Linked DNA regions of Homo sapiens: region 2 is linked to region 1. A link is a loop called in an ENCODE intact Hi-C map of the cell type or tissue named here. Cell type or tissue: dorsolateral prefrontal cortex. All regions are shown on one strand. Links, peaks and the distances in the headings refer to the core of each region. The heading gives the core; the rest is flanking DNA. Region 1 holds the start of CDH8 (cadherin 8). Region 2 overlaps CDH8 (cadherin 8).

The links. Hi-C counts contacts between places; a loop is a spot of excess contacts. Peaks named below come from ENCODE experiments on the same cell type or tissue, not always from the same donor. Only the 100,000 strongest peaks of a DNase experiment are listed, where the experiment ranks them.
Region 2: a loop joins it to region 1, with 4 times the contacts of the local background. A loop is called at or near these places in 11 of 110 quality-filtered maps.

What each region holds. Positions count from the first base shown.
Region 1 is chr16:62,031,374-62,039,644 of GRCh38, forward strand. It overlaps CDH8 (cadherin 8), which reads right to left and starts at 5,065. Exons shown (of 12, transcript NM_001796.5): 1 at 4,707-5,065. It overlaps LOC124903777 (a long non-coding RNA gene), which reads left to right and starts at 5,217. Exons shown (of 2, transcript XR_007065217.1): 1 at 5,217-5,404; 2 at 5,840-6,060. RefSeq lists an enhancer at 2,866-3,367. In dorsolateral prefrontal cortex, for the core only: no CTCF peak of the experiment used is centred there; DNase peaks (open chromatin) are centred at 2,943, 3,108, 4,069, 5,058 and 1 weaker place; H3K4me3 peaks cover 5,000 bases; H3K27ac peaks cover 4,885 bases; H3K27me3 peaks cover 2,083 bases.
Region 2 is chr16:61,942,146-61,950,416 of GRCh38, forward strand. All of the region lies in intron 2 of CDH8 (cadherin 8), which reads right to left. Among named protein-coding and RNA genes, the nearest start is that of CDH8-AS1, 28 kb to the left of the region's middle. In dorsolateral prefrontal cortex, for the core only: a CTCF peak has its summit at 4,105 (motif pointing left); no DNase peak of the experiment used is centred there; H3K4me3 peaks cover 727 bases; H3K27ac peaks cover 357 bases.

The DNA of each region.
Region 1 (8,271 bases), core at 1,321-6,320:
TGAACTTTGGATATGATTGTATCTCTTTCTTTTAATGAAAATATGCTAGTGTAGGGTGCAGGGTCTTTGCTAATTTCTTATCGCATAAAATAAATATTTACTGAGCACTAACTCTGTGCTTAGCCCTGAACCATCCATCGTTCTAGCATTTGCAATTGTCTTTGGCAGTGGAGGCAGAGAAAGAAAACTGTTTGAAGGTTCCAAATATAAATGGTATTCATTTATGATACTTTCCAAAGAGATACAGAAAATCACATCTATATACTTCTACCTACTAAGAGAACTTAAACACACACACCCACAAACACACACACACACACACACAAGACATCCAAGCAAGAGGATGGATATTGTTTATGATAGGAAATAGCACATGACATTTAAAACCCAGGAAATAAAGCTTAAAACTTGATAAGAAAAAGAAACAGTATTGGCCCCGGTGCTTTGCCATGAAGCAACAGAGATTTAGTTAGCGGCAACATATGGTAGAAGCAGCTAAATGGCATCCCTTGAACTTATTTCTTTTCTGACCTTTTGAAGTTGCCAGGTTCAACTAATTTTCTCTTCATGGTTACATCTAAAGCAGCTTCCAGAGACAGGAACAAACAGTTCAGCAGAAATAGATTCGCATCACAATTTTCTGTAAGAATGAATTGAGAAAGCACTAATAGCCCTTTGGTTAATTAAGCCCTGCTAAATCGGATGATGGCCTTTGTCCATCAAAAAATTGTTCTATTTCATAAACATACGTGTATTAGATACTGGAGGGGAATTCCCAGCGCCACAGATAACATTTTTTGAAAGACTGATCAATATACAAATCAGAGTAGCCAGAAAGGCAAATCAAATAATCTAAGGCAGATGAAATGGCAAAGGGAACATGATAAAAATCTCAGACTTGAGCCAATAAATGAGTTCGTTATCTGGGCACATTTTCAAGAAGCATGCTGTGTATATGTGTGTGTGTTATTTGCGTGCGTGTGTGTGTGTACATAATACAGAGCAACAAGAATTATCATTGGTTTATCTACACCCTCCCACCCTGAGAAGTGTATAACACACCAAAGTTAGGACGTTTTTCTTAATTAAAAAGCAAAGTTAGACCATTTCCTCTGTGAATGCCAATAGCGCTGAAAACAAAAAGAAAATTGTTTTTCTCCACCAGCTACACTGAATAACTTTGTAACAAATATAAAATGACTGAAACCAGTTTCAGCAGCACCACTGAGCAGAATATTTTCAAAAAGAAGTCTTCGGACCTTAAATTGCACCTCTAATAGAAAGGCTTCTCCGATTATGCTTGTCCCTTGATTTGCCAGACACAAAAGTTTGCGGATGGACCAGAAAAGTGTGGTTGGAAATACGAATTGAATGTCACTTTACCCCTTGAAAGCCTTTGGTTTTGCATGGAAAATCTGCTCAAATTGGAATGTTGATAAAGCCGTGAGGTGTGCCACCTTGAGTAGAAAAATAACAAAGATTGTCATTTTTTTCTTTAAAGCATTAATTTACCTACATTGATGACGTTTTCTGAACAGCTGTTGAAGTGTGGGTTTGAACTTTTTAATATGTGCATGTTCTTTTTCCCCACCAATAAACAATGAAAGGAACCTGGAAAGCAAAGCCCAGAGGTACAATTTCTTGAATAGAATCATTATATTCTCATTCTTTGGAGTTTCTGTGCTTTGTTCCAACAATCTGTTCCTCCTGACTAACAAGCAGTATCAGACCTTTGAGTACATTCACATCAGTCTTTACAAATGCCTTCTCAAGTGGTCTTCTCCATCCAGCTGAGCATTCCTGGGCTGTTTGTTTGTTTTGTTTTACATCGATCATGCTGCCATTGGCTACTTAAATTGTGTTCAGTGCTAATTGAGGGATTGCTATAAATGAATACTGTGTTGACCACAGTTCTACATAATACCCAAATAAAGTTGTTTTCCAGTGTAAGGAATTCCTTCCCTTCAGAGTTGACATGTCTACAGCAGGCAAATGGAACTGCTATTCTAGTGAAGACTGCTATCAAATTTTCTGTTCTTTTAGCTAAATTCATGCAGCTTCAAGAACTCAAGAAATGCATCCTACACACCAGAAATGCAGCCAAGAAATGTTACAGAGTCTTGAATGTAGAGATTTACCCATCTTGAAGGCTTTAAGAGACTGTAAATGATAAAGCAGAAGCACTGATTTCTAACAGTAATAATAATTAGTAATGTAAGAACCAATTTGCAGGGAGAATAGATTAAAAAGTTTGAATGACAGCATTACAGCACAAGTTTCAGAGCACATTAGCCAGTGTCTCTAAAACATTTGGCCTATTTGCGATGGTCAGGGGATAACTTGACATTCACTTGGGGAGTGTGGGGATCAGAATGAGGAAGGTGAACTGCCACGGAAGGGCTCTGAATGAAGCAGTCCCCGGAGTTGCTGGAAAGACTCCCCTCTCTGTTTTCAGAGGGATTTTCCTCAACTCCTCGCCTTCTTCAGAGTCCAGAAAAAAAAAAATCAAAGGCGATTTAAAATACTGTGACTGCTCCAGCATGAAATGACTATGTGACAGCGAGCTTCAAATCTGCTAAAGCAGAATTACAGAATATTATTATCAGAATTATTATTTAATAAGGGGGATAGCTCTAGAATTTATTCCAGCCACAGAGCTCGGGGAAGTGGAAAAACATGTCTGGACATGATGATTATGGAGAACTCCCTTTAAGGGAAAAAGAATGTAACCCTAAGAGAACATCCTTCAAAGGTACCACTTCTCTCTGTAGAAGAATCCCACTCCCAGCCCCCACCTCATATATATATCTCTCTCTCAAACACACACACACACACACACACACACGCACACGAAGAAATCCCTGCAACACTGGACACAGCTGATGCAAAGCAATATCTAGGCAGGGATTTTACTGGTATTTAGCATGAACGACAGGGCTCACTTTGCATGCAGTGAGGTGCAGCAGCGAGGCTGAATGGATGGAAAATCCCACTTTCGAATCTTACATAAACATCTTTCCCACATATAGTTTTCCAGTTGAAAAGCTCCTATAATAAAGCCTGAGGTGACAGCCCAAGGAGGGTTTTTAACCATTGAGATGGCTGTCAGGAGTGTTGTAAAGAGAACAGGCGCTTCAAAAGCCAGCCCCCATCCCTCGGATCTGCTTTGCGATGGTACCGGATGCGAGAGGACAGTACTCTCGCTTACCTTCCCTAGCGTCCCCTCGTTCCCATTGTCAGCCCCCAGATATCATGACGCCAGGTGAAAGAAAGCAGCTGATCTGATTAGCAGCTCGGGCGCGCTAAGGGATTGTCGAATCATGCCTCCTAAGGAGGAAACTCTTGTGGAATCTTCAGGAAAGGGTGGTAAAGTTGAAAGGACCTTTCCTCCCTCCCGCTGTCTTGGTGATAAGCTCTATCGTTTAATTGGTGCTGAAGTGAGCAGCTGCCAGCCCGATTTTCCATTACGGACTAATATTGTGCGTTTGCAACAATAAACAATTAATGTGGTTTGATTTCTTACATTTAGCAACCCAAGCAAACAGCTGCCATCTCCGCTGGTGGAGGCAAACGGCTAGTCCTTGACATGCCGCCGGCTCCGTGCCTGCGGGGGAAGGGTCAACCGCAAGGAAACTTTGAGGATTCTGCCAGACTGGGTGGGGGAAGGCTCTGGTGTTTGGGAGGAATAAGCGGAGGAAATTGTGGATACCTGTTGGCATCAGCGTTGGCGGCAGCACGTTTTTTTACCGTTTCCCAGCCTTGGCTGGATCCTGGGAGAACCGGAGTAGGTCCCTTATGAACCTCTTACGTACTGGCAGAACCTAGGCAAGAGCCTTTTTCCCTCCGATCCTGCGAGGGGCGCGACCAGCCCCTCAAAGGTTCCCGGATGAGAAGCGGCCAGACCACAGAAAGCGCAGGTCTGGGCTCAGCTGTCCCTAGGAGAGCGGCTACGGAGTCCCCGGCTTAAGGGGGCCTCCGTGCACGCAATCTCGAGTTGCGGGGAGACACTGCCTGGGGGTCCTGCAGGGGTGCTGGGCAGCGTCTTGGCGAGGGCAGAGCCGCAGGGCGACTCCGGAGCCCGGCAAGTTTGTAGCGGGCACCGCACCTCCCAGAGCTGGAGCTGCCACTTGTGGGAAAGCCTCGCGCTGGGGCTTTCGCAGCTGAGCCTTGGCCCGCAGCCCTGCCGCGGGGGTCGCCCTCCCTCGCCTCGGAGATGAGGCGGTGCAGAAAACCAGCCATAGACCACTCGGGCCCCCTCGCCTCCTTTTTTCCCTGGCTTGCACCCTCCGCACAGCGGGCTGCAGGTGCTTCCCATTCACCGCACGGACCCCGCAGTGAAGGCGCGCGGCTGCAGCCGCGCCTGCCTGCGTTGGGAAGCGGCGAAATAGCCAAGTCGCCGCAGGGAAGGAAACCGGCAGGAAAACTGGAGGGGCACAGCCTGGAGCTTGCTACTCTCTAGGATCTGTTGTCAAAGCAGTTTGCAAAAACAGTCAGGCAAAACCTTGAGGCGTACGTACGTTATCACCCACGGATATCGCGAAAGACACAGCTTAGCCCAGAGCCTATGCTAAGAACCCTCATCCACCATCTGAGGGGCAGGAGGCGCGCAAGGTGTCCGAAGGGGCATGGGAATTCCTATAAGAAACGGTCCCTTCTGGATAGTCGGAACATAGAGGAAAACGGGGGTGGGTTAGGGGAACACTTACTCTTGTGGGGCCCTGCGCTGGCGAATGTCAAGCCTCCAGGTTCACAAATGGCTGGAGGTGCTCGGGGTTAGCTCCCGAGGGCGGCAAGCGCCGACCGGTCCTCGCTCGCTAGGCAGGCGCCTCCGGATTCCGTTCATGCCTCTCGGAGCTACAGGGCTTGGTGCGGAGACGCAGGGCGGGCGCGCTGGGCTCTGGGTGTCCGCAACCCAAAGTGCAGCTGGTGTCTTGACGCTACCGTCTATGCACAAGCCGGCGGCGGCGGCGGAGCTTGGAGGAGGCAGGGAGATTCCAAATAAATCCACTAATTCTGGGCTGAGCGCTCCGGCGTGCGAGCCCGCCTGCCTGCCAAATGTAACTGTGAAGTGATGTGGAAAAGTGAGCCGGGTGCCTCCCCTGACGGATCTCATTGGGCAGAGCGCAGAGGCAGGTCTACCACTTGGAAATTCATGTAAGCAGTCCCCCCTCCCCGCCCCCTCCCCGCCTTCCCCCTTCGCTCTCCCGCGCTGGCTCGATCGCTCTCTTTCCCCCTACCCAAGTGGGCGCACAACTTTTCGCTCCTCGCTCCCGAGCAAGCCCCGCGCGTCTCTGCCGCCAGAGCCACGAGGTGAAGATGCGCCCTTCCGCGCGGTGCGCGCAGCCCGCTGAGGACCGAGCTCCTGGATAAGTGGGCTGGCAGATAATAACAGCATGCGGATGAGGTACCTGCGAGCTTTCTCTCTAGAGGTCTCACCTGAGCTCTGGGGCTGGCGTTATGTTGAAAAGCGTCTCAGTGACCCGCAGCTATTTTCCGTAGGAGGAAGAGGACGCGACAGGGCAAAGGGTTGAGCGTGGGCAGCTTACCTCCTCTTTATTCCAAGGGCCTCTTGCGTACAGAATAGGGTGATTGTGAGACCCCTGCCTGCAACTCAGACGCTATGTAGAGGCTGTGTGTCGCGGTTCTGTGATGGAGCGCATTCCTGATGTCCCCGTGCTCCTTTGGGAAAATGGGATGAGGGACAGCAGAGTGGCAGCCAGGAGGGGCGCGCAGTAGTTGGTTGTGGGGAGGAGGGCAGGCAAAGCAGAACTTGCTTGGGAAATAGGGGAGGAATTTCTAGGTCTTCTCAATGTGCCCTGATCTTGTCATATCCTCTCAGATACCATCCTTGCGGTTCTCCTGCCTCCACCAAGACCTGCCCTGTCTGTGGTCACTTCAAGTCTTCTGATGGGCTGCGCTCAGATCTTGAGAAATGGCCACCCTGGGGTAAAAGGGACCATGAATCAGGAGGTCCAGATTTCTTTTCTTTTTCAACACTGGGGCTAACATGTAGACGATGCCACAGTCATCATCTTCTAATAAAATTAGATAAATATAAGACAAATAAATTCTTACCTTAAAAAAAAAAACCCTCCCCTCCACAGGAGATCCCGATTTAGTCCCTTCCCTGTGTGCACTAGACGTGAGCCTGAGGGTGGATTTTACCATCTGGGGACAGAGCAAGAACAGAAGGGGGAAAAAGGTGCAGGGGACAAGACGCACAGTCTGTAGAGCTTGTACTGTCTCACTCAAATTAATGAGAAAGAGTGAACAGAATGAGAAAATAGGCACAACATGCTTATGATATTTATGCAAATTTGACATTTTTTTGTGTGCTGCATCTGACAACCCATTGTGAAATGTGAAAAAGAGTATTGGCTGTAGCTCTAATATCTGATTGTTTCATGTTCTAGCTGTCATAGGCAAGAAACTTAGTGGATTATTTCAGAGAGGGAGAGGTGAAGAGAACCAAGTGGTATTTTTTTTCCCCCAGGCAGTCACTAAGTAACTGTTTGTTCTCTTCTCAGACTGTGTCTGCTTACAGGGTATTGGAATTGGCTAATTCTGTCTTGGAAAAAGGAGCAGCAGTCAAGGCTCAATCAAATTATAACTGCTGCTAGACCAGACAGTCCCAAGTGGACAAAGAAATAGATCACATTTTGGGTTGTGCTTAATTTCAGATATTCATTTTCACTTGAACAAATAATTTGAACCGTTCCTTGGGGTAACTTCTTACATCTATGAAAACTCAAAAAAACTCATGTGCTACTGAAAGCTGGGGATTGTCACAAGTAACAAACTTGTCTCAAAAAAAAAAAAAAAAGCCAGATTGTTAGACAATATCCTCAAATCTCATTTTCTTAACAAACTATGCTGACATAGTAAAGATAGTCAGAATCCAATGGCTTTTAAAGAGAGCCAGAATCCAATGGCTTTGGGTATCTAGGGTTAAGAAGAGTTTGCTTTGACTCATCTTGTCCATATTTACTCTTACAGCAGTTATATACATTGTCTTCCCTGAATTTTGGTCCTCTGGAATTCAGGGTAACCTGTCTATACCTGCTAATATCTGCTCAAAGCGTTACAATAGGAATTTCCTGACTAATTCTTAAGAGAGGTTTGGATGATTAAGCAGTGTGATAGAGGATTAGGATAATGTTAGAAAGCCCTATAAGGATATTTCTAAAATAATCAGGGATGCTGAAAGACAAGGCATTTATCTCTTTAACAATTCCACCCACTCTTAATAAGATGCAGTGTAATGTCACAATGGTGAAAGCCTACCCCCTTAAGAAAGTGTTTTCTTTTCAACATCCTCTCCAGGGTTACAGCCTTCCAGCGGGAAGAGGACTGTGGTACATAGGCTTTTTAGAATGGCAAGTGAAATTGCATGTGTTGTGGAGCATTGCGGGGGAGGAAGGGTGAGGAATTATCTGATAGGGCAGGAGTATAATTGGAGAAGGAGTTGGGGGGAGGGAGAGAAGATTGCATTCAGAATAACCTTGGCTGACTAATGCAAAAAGTAGAATGAGGCAGGATGTCTCTAGCCTGGGTCTCGGTGACAGGCAGGCAGTTTTGCAGGGGAGTCTACTGTAGAGAGTGAATGAGATGGAGAGGGACTCCATGTAGTAAAATACACTTTTATTTTTTCACTATGGCTGGAATGTTTGTCGTAATTTTGACCAAGGGACACAGTAAACCAAGTGCCCAGCTAGTTGCAGAGTGGGGAATCAGATGGTTCATAGGAAACAGAGCTCAAGAAGAGGGAGACAGTGTTAGGAAGTCTCCAGCTTCTCTGGTTGGAGCAGGAGATGACAGAATGGAACATAACTATTATTTGCTGCGTTAAAATGCAATCTTTCGTCGTTTTCATTCATCAAGATAGAATTAAAAATTAAAACAAACTAAAAACAAAATGTATTTACCATATTATGATTACTGGTAACCTTTAGATTTATTGGATTGCTTGTAATGTGATATCTATGGTGCCAGGTATTATCATTTAAAATAAAATCTCAAGAATATGACATATGAAAAATGACAACTCAAATTACCATGTAATATTTTTCCAGAAATGAAGGGTCCCTTTCCTGTGTTTCATTAGGATGAAGATATCTGAAACCATGCCCTTTATTTGGGGTATGGGGCAAGGGTAAGTAATATGTAACAACTCTGGCATTAAGCTTAAGAAACTTAAATTTTATTTTGGATTCCAATATTGAAGCGTAAGTCATAAGAATTAAAACATTAAGAGAGAAGTTTTGGGGCTGG
Region 2 (8,271 bases), core at 1,187-6,186, 89 kb before region 1:
TCATGCTGTTGCCCTCAGTTTAAAACTCTTCAGTACCCACCCATCACATTTAGAAAACAGACTAAGGAATGGGCACAGTGGCTCACACCTGTAATCCCAGTACTTGGGAGATCAAGGTGAAAGGATCACTTCTGCCCAGGAGTTTGATACCAGCCTGGGCAATGTCATGAGACCTCACCTTTACAAAAATAAAAATAAAAAATTAGCTGGGTGTGGTGAGGTACACCTGTAGTCCTAGCTGCTCAGAAGGCTGAGATGGGAGAATTGCTTGAGCCTAAGAGTTGCAGGTTACAGTGAGCTGTAATCCTACATCTGCACTCCAGCCTGGGCTACAGGTTACAGAGTGAGACTGCCTCTAAAACAAAACAAAACAAAACAAAAAGAGGAGAGGAGAGGAAACGGGCTAAGCTCATTATCTTGATTCACATAGTGACCTATGTTACCTGACCTTGATCTTACACTCCAACTTCATCTCATACCACTCTACTGCTAGCTCACAACTCACCAACCACCTGGATTTCTTTCTGTTCCTCTAACAAGTTCACCTTGTTCCTTGTTAAAGACATTTTCATTACTCCCCCTTTTCTTTCCATAGTTGGTTACTTCTAGTCATGCACAGGGTAGCTTTGAAAAACACCAGTTCCAGCTGGGCATGGTGACACACACCTGTAATCCCAGCACTTTGGGAGGCTGAGGTGTGAGGCTCACTTGAGCCCAGGAATTCAACACCAGCCTGGACAACACGGCAAAACCGCACCTCTACAAAATATACAAAAAAGTGGTCCATGCCTGTAGTCCCAGCTATTTGAGAAGCTTAGGTGGGAAGATCGCTTGAGTCCGGGAGGCAGAGGTTGCAGTGAGCTGAGATGCTGCCACTGCACCATCTTGCCTGGACAAAAGAGTGAGACCTTGTTTCAAAAAGACAAAATCAAACCAAAACAAAAAAAGAAAAACACCAATACAGAAAATATTTTCCAGAAATCCCAAACTAATCATCCAGTCATTCTGCATTATATCACTCTGTTTCATCTTCTGTATTTCCTTATTCTCCAACCTGAGACACTAGAATATAAACTTCATGAAAGTAGAGGCCTTATCTGGATTCGTCTGTATTTCAGCACCTAGAAGAGTGGCTATTTCAGCACCTAGAAGAGTGGCTCACTAACATTACGTGTTGCGTGGTAGATTGCTGAATGAGAGAACAAACGAATGTAAACAAACAAGGTGGTAGTAAAATGAATTTTCATCAGCTAGATTCTAAACACATGAGAAAGATAAAATTCAGGGGATATATTCTGTCCTTCTTTAGATTAGTTTGGGATTCTGGATAGGTGTTTGCAGATCAATTTCATGTCAAAATAGTATGGAGCTTTTGATAGAGTGGTCATTCTACTCTGACACAAAACCTAACTGCTCACATGAATACCAAATAATCCCTTACCATGTCTACATAAGAACTGGGTTTATTCAGACACACAAGGCATTTTATATGTTTTTTGAATAAATATGTATTCTATTTTCCATGTACTGTGTTAACTTTGGAAAATATAAGTGAGACAGAGTCCCTTTCTCAGATCCCTTGATCTAATGCAGATAGTAGAACAATAAATACAAAATTAATACTACAACATGAAAAGTGAAATAATATTATAGGAAGGTATTATAGAGCTCAGAGGCTGAATAACACAGAGAAGGCATCTTTGGAAGATTCTCAAAGCAACAGAAGAGTTAGGTGAGAACTGAGAAAAACAGAATGAGGCATAGTGTCAACAAAAGAAGGGAATCAATTTACCAAAGCCAGTGGAAGAAAACTCTCAAGTAGACAGAAGTAGATAAAGCACATCAACAGCATAGCTTAATGGTAATAACTGGATCCTTTTAGACTGGGTTTGCATTCCAGCTTCCCTGAATAGGAGTTGTGTGTCTTTTGGGCAAGCTACTTATTATTTCCTTCTACAGAGGAGAACCATGGAGGCTTGGAGAGCATTGTTCATTACCTCAGAGGGGCATTGTGAGGCTGGAATGAGACAATAATAGGTATAAAATATGTAACGTCACAGTTCTTGGCACATGAGTGCCCCGTGAATTTTGCAACACTCAGTTGAGAAGCACAAAGTGACAGGAAATGAGTTAAAGGGATAGACAGGAGCCAAATTAAAGAGTCTGGATGTTGATTGTCTGAGAATTTGTAATTGTTGCTGCTTTGAATTCAGATACGTTTAACAGAAAAAATATACCTCTAAGGGTTCTCAGTTGTTCCCTTCTAAATACTGCTGGGGGAGGTGGCATTGCCTGTTAGATACACAGTTTAGTTGTTTCAATATTGCCTGTATTGATTATTAGCTGAATCACCTGTTTCAAATTATTTAAGCTTTCACCTCTTCTTTTAAAATCAGGAATAATTTTGGCAGCTAACTTATTAGGTTTTTATGAGAATTAAACATATTAAATCAGTGTAAATCACTTACATTTTGAGAGATATTAATATCAACAAATGCACAATAAATAGGAGCAGGCGGGGTGTGGTGGCTCATGCCTGTAATGCCAGCACTTTAAGAGCTGGAGGCAGAAGAATTACTTGAGGCCAGGATTTTCACACCAGTCTGTGCTGCATAGTTAGACCCTATCTCCAAAATAAATAAATAAATAAGACCAATGCAACAGGCATGGTTCTGGTTTTCTCATTTTTTTAAACAAGGCTTCTCAAGTTCAAGGATGTCTGTCAATAATGCAAAAACAGAAATTAAAGTAAAAAGTGCATAGATATAGGTATAGATATAAAATTAAATTCCTATCAATGATAAAGGAAAGAAAAAAAAATGGCCCAAATCTAAGACAGCAGGTTCAAAGAAAACTCAAGTTCATCACATTTACTGCAATGGAAGATCCAGTATTGTTGCCCATTATAGTCAGGGCCTTACCATCAGCACTTTAGTGAGGAGAACATTTGGCTTTTGAGTCTGACACTCCTGAGTTTGAATTGAGGTTTCATTCTTAAGAACTCTGTGATGTTAGCAAATTCTTAAACTTTTGGAGACTTTTAAAAATTGTTTCTAAAGAAGACGTGAGATTATCCATACAACAGGGTCATTGTGAAGATTAAATGCAATGGTAAATGAGAAATGCACTCTATCTTTGTTAATAGAATTTGCATCGGAATGATCACAAAGTCAGCTGCTTCTTAAAAAACGGTTATTACTGCTCAGAGAGACACATGGTAGCTGGCAGGATACTCAAGCCTCAATCAGTCCTGCCAAAAGGCCAATTTCGTTTTGTGCCTAGATGCATGATTAAAAAAAAAAAAAAAAAAAAGATTCAAGTTTATCCACTCCGATATGTCATCTTTCTTACCCTCAAAGGTTACCTGAACTCATAGGCAATGTGGATCTCTGGGAGCATCCCTACTCAAAGGTTAGCTGCAAAGTCTAAGTTTGCTTAAGAGTTAAGAACTTGACAAGGAAGAACAGAGAAGAGCAGACGGTTGAGGAGTGCTAACACCTTCTTTAGGAAATCCAAACCCAGGGAGTCATCAGCAAAGGCTGAGGGATTAGCTTCAAGGAAAATAGCTATTTCAAGACACTGAGGAGAAATTAGAAACGACCAGCTGGTGTGAATCAAGAGAAATATGTTGCTAAAAGGTAGTGGGGCAAGCTGTTTACAGGGAACTAGGCTTTCTAACAGCTTTCTCAGGCACCGTGATTTTTTTGTTTTGTTTTGTTTCTTTCACTATTTCCTCCGATTTTTCTTCTAAATCCTTTGGAAGGCTGTAGAATGAATGGCTGTAAAATGTGAAAAGAAACGTGGCTGAATCAAAGGATGCTTTGTGATTTCTCTTTATTTTAATGAGTCACAGGCAGAATGGATTTTGGCATCTTCAAAACTGCTATCTGTCAAAGGATTCTCAAAAATTTGAGTTCACCTTCCTGTTCTGAAGTTTCTACTGCCTCCTGCCCACTCCTAATATCCCACTTGCACACAGGAAAACATACACACATGTGCATGCACACACACACAGAGGACCTCTGAAACACACTCATGGCCAAAGATCTACCCTGCTGTTTTGGAGAAGACCACCAGGTGTCCTCTAGTGGTTCTTTTGCTTTTTCTGGCCTAAGATCCTTCAGAAAATTGTATAGTCAAAGACCCCACAGGAAGTTTGAGCAAGACTGGGAACTCTTTTCTATTTCTGTAAAGCAAAAACTATGTCTTCAAGAAACAGTGGAACTCACAAGAATTGAAGATTGTGTGTCTTTCATGGTGCCTAACAGAATTCTAAAGAAAGCATTAGTTTTTACACCTAGATGTAAAGTATTCTTGGAGAAGCAATTTAGGGAAAATTAAAGGAGATAAATTTCAGAGCCAGGCACAATAGGACTTGAGTTCCAGCTTCAACAGTTGATGCTTGCTCAAGCTTTTACTTTCTCCTTTGAGGTAGGCAATAGAATCATGCTTATTTAATAGGTTAGGAAACTGGCGTTTGATAGGTCACAGCTTTGGTACATAGTAAATGTTCAATACACAAGTTTTCTTCCATCTTTTCCCCTCACATACATTAACCCTCTTGATCCTGAAAACAGATGCAATTTAGGTGAAACAGGGTTACTCTGAAGGTCAATGCCACAAAGCAACTTGCCCAAGTAGACACTGCCTATCAAGCTATCTGTTGATTCTATTCTGCACAATTTGGACTCCTAATAAATAATTCCTAAACTGAATAGCAATACTTCTCTTCTTCTCTTGGGTGATGCAGAACAATCTTAGGTGCAGAATTTATAGAGCAGAAGAGAAATGATTGATGTTCCATGTAGAACACAGAATCAAACTGTGTGGTAACTAAGATTGGCAAAACTGTTATCTGTTTCCTGTGTAAATGTTCAACTCTCCTATTTACCAGGTAGATGTCAGTATAAGGAGTTTGAAACATCTCTGCTTCCTAAGCCCAAGAATTTCAAGACTGATCAAAAAACAGTGTCACAAACAGTACCAAAACAACTTCACCCCATTATTTAATTCTATACATGAATATTATTTCTAAATTGAAGTATATTTGACTTAAGATTGAGTATGACTATTATTGCAATGACTACAAAGACATGAGGCAAATATGATTTTTCTGCAAGGCAATAAAATATTTTTATATGAAAACAGTTTGAATTAAAAATTATATTAAATGTGTCAAAGAAAATGTTGAACATTCCCCAAGCACATATTTTTGTACCTATACCATTCAGGGATAGATTAAACTTCTTTTCAGTCACATGGATTCATCAAACCTGTATTGCATTCCTATCATTTGCCAGAGAAGTTACACACAGGAATGATGAATAATACATGGTCCCTGCCTTCAAGGAGTTCTCATTCTAGGTTGAATTTTCTCCCCCTATATATGTGAGTCTGTGGAAAGTAAAATAGAGCAGAATTTGTTTCAGACAGTGTAAATCTGAGGGAAAGTAAAAAACATTTTTTCCTCTAAATGAAATAACACATTCCTTTTCAGACTTAATATATGAATGTGATTTTTTTCTTGTTCTACATGTTTGTTTTAACTCATTCTTTAAAAAGCTTCATTCATTATTCTAGAGTATTACAAGTTATGTCTAAGATTAAAATAAATGTTAAATGGTTTTAATATATATTTAAATGTCAACACTGAATTGTTATTGGTCAACTTACAGAGCTATTAGGGCTCTGTTCTCAAATAAGGGATGGCTCGAGAAAATGAAAATAACCCAAGGGCATGCTCAGCTGATGGAATTTTTATCCATACAGTGAGATAGTCAGGCAAACTCTGTGGTCAAGAGCACAGGTCTTCCAGTAACGTGCCATTCACAGTCTCCATTAAATCTTCCCTGACCCTATTTCTGTCCTGGACTAGTTATCCAATACCCAAGAGCCTCACATTTGATACTGGCACAATAATGAGAAAACCACACAAAAATCAATCAATCATACAAACGTATGACCCTAAATTTGGGGAAAAACTAAGAAGGTGTTTGGAGGGAGCTGATTCTGTAAAAAATAACATAATGGAAGAGACAGATATTAAAATATGTATGAAAGCATTAACTTAAAACTGCCTATAAGAATTAGCTTCTGAGGATTTCTGATCTCCTGCTTCTCTGCTCGTTCTGATCTAATCATTGTCGGGTATATTTTAAAAAATATATCATGAAGTTGGAAGAAGTTGAGAACACAGCCAAAATCTAACATCATCTAGAACAGTGCCTCCCCAATAGTAGACACACTACTCATTCATTATTCACCAAATATCTTTCAATATGTAACCAGAATACAATGAGGGCTCCAAGTGGAAAATATGCTGTCCCCCAAAGGTTATCTAAATTCATAGGCAATGTGCATCTCTGGGAGCTTCCCTACTCAAAGGTTAACTGTGAAGCCTATATTTGCTTAAGAGATAAGAACTTAACAAGGAAAAACAGAGAAGAGCAGACAGTTGAAGAGTCCCAACACCTTCTTTACAAATACAAACCCAGGGAGTCATTGTTGAAAGAAACAATAGCCCAACAATAGATGTTAAATCCGTAGCTTTAAGCCCGCTCAAGAAAATGCTAAAGACGAGAGTATATTCTAATTGTTGGAACAGTGTCTTTTTAAGAAATCTTCCTTTTTAAAATTTTTATTCTTAATATTTTTGACAAAAATAGAAAGTAATCTGTAAAACTCTTCTTTCGAATCGCATAACCCATCCCGACATCAGTGGGTCACACAAGTATACTAATCCCATGGAGGTGAAAGTGGAGAAGAGAATGAACATGTTCAAAAGTAATCTTACATATCAAAAGTGTTTAAATGCATTTTTGTAAACAGTACCTACCGTGTGTATCTTATCTCACATCTCTAAATTGGAGATACACAGTAGAGGTCAGAATTTAAAAAGTTCTGATTACTCTTGCAATGAAGAAACATATTACAATTTAAATAACTCATGAGTCTTGTAGTTGATATTGAGAATCTCTGTTTCACATTGTCGCAGCCGCCAGACTAAAGACATGGGTATCAGGCTTTCTGGGAAAGGACTCTCTAACAACCCCTGACTCTTTGGAGTTGGGAGCGTAGAAGGCAGCTGGACTTCCTGGGTGGAGTGGGGACTTGGAGAACTTTTCTGTCTAGCTAGAGGATTGTAAATGCACCAATCAGCACTCTGTGCTAGCTAAAGGATTGTAAATGCACCAATCAGCACTCTGTAAAATGGACCAATCAGCACTCTGTAAAGTGGACCAATCAGCAGGAAGTGGGTGGGGACAAATAAGAGAATAAAAGCTGGCCACCCCAGCCAGCAGCAGCAACCTGCTTGGGTCCCCTTCCACACTGTGGAAGCTTTGTTCTTTCACTCTTCACAATAAATCTTGCTGCTGCTCACTCTTTGGGTCCACACCACCTTTAAAAGCTGTAACACTCCGCCAAGGTCTGCAGCTTCATTCTTGAAGTCAACAAGACCGAGAACCCACTGGAAGGAACCAACTCTGGACACAACATGACATCTATTAATACCTTATAGGATATGCTTGGGAAAATGTTACAGTTAAGACATTTTGGCTGGACATGGGGACTCACATCTGCAATCCCAGCACTTTGGGAAGCCAAGGCGGCAGATCACTTGATCCCAGGAGTTCGAGACCAACCTGGGCAACATGGCAAAACCCCATCTCTACTAAATAATAATAATACAAAAATTAGCCAGGCATTGTGGTGCATGCCTGTAGTCCCAACTCTCAGGGGGCTGAGGTAGGAAGATTGCTTAAACATGGGTGGTTGAGGCTGCAATGAGCCATGATCCTGCCACTGCAATTCAGCCTGGGTGGCAGAGCAAGACCCTGTCTTAAAAAAAAAAAAAAATCCTAAGCTTCATGAACCACTGCATCACACTGGCAGTTGCTATTCCCTGGCTTCTTGCAGCATATATAGCCTGAATAATCCTGAAATCAAGACAGTCAGGGACCTACAAATGAGGTTGTACAGCAAAATTATCGATAAAGCACTTTCTGTCTATAAAGGATGAACACAATATACTCCCTGGTAAGTGATACAGGTTGTAATACAGAAGGCAAGCCTTTTTGATCTCAAATGAATTTTTTTTTCTTCCTCTCTGACTTCTCTGTTGAGAGAAGGTGCAAGAGATAAGACAGAGAGTAGGATATTTTTAGCTGAGAAGCAGCTCTTCATAAGAAAGACAACTTCAGGGAAATATTGCTGGTAGGTACTAGATTTTACTCTATTTACCGGATGTGCATAAGAGTTCAATACTTATTG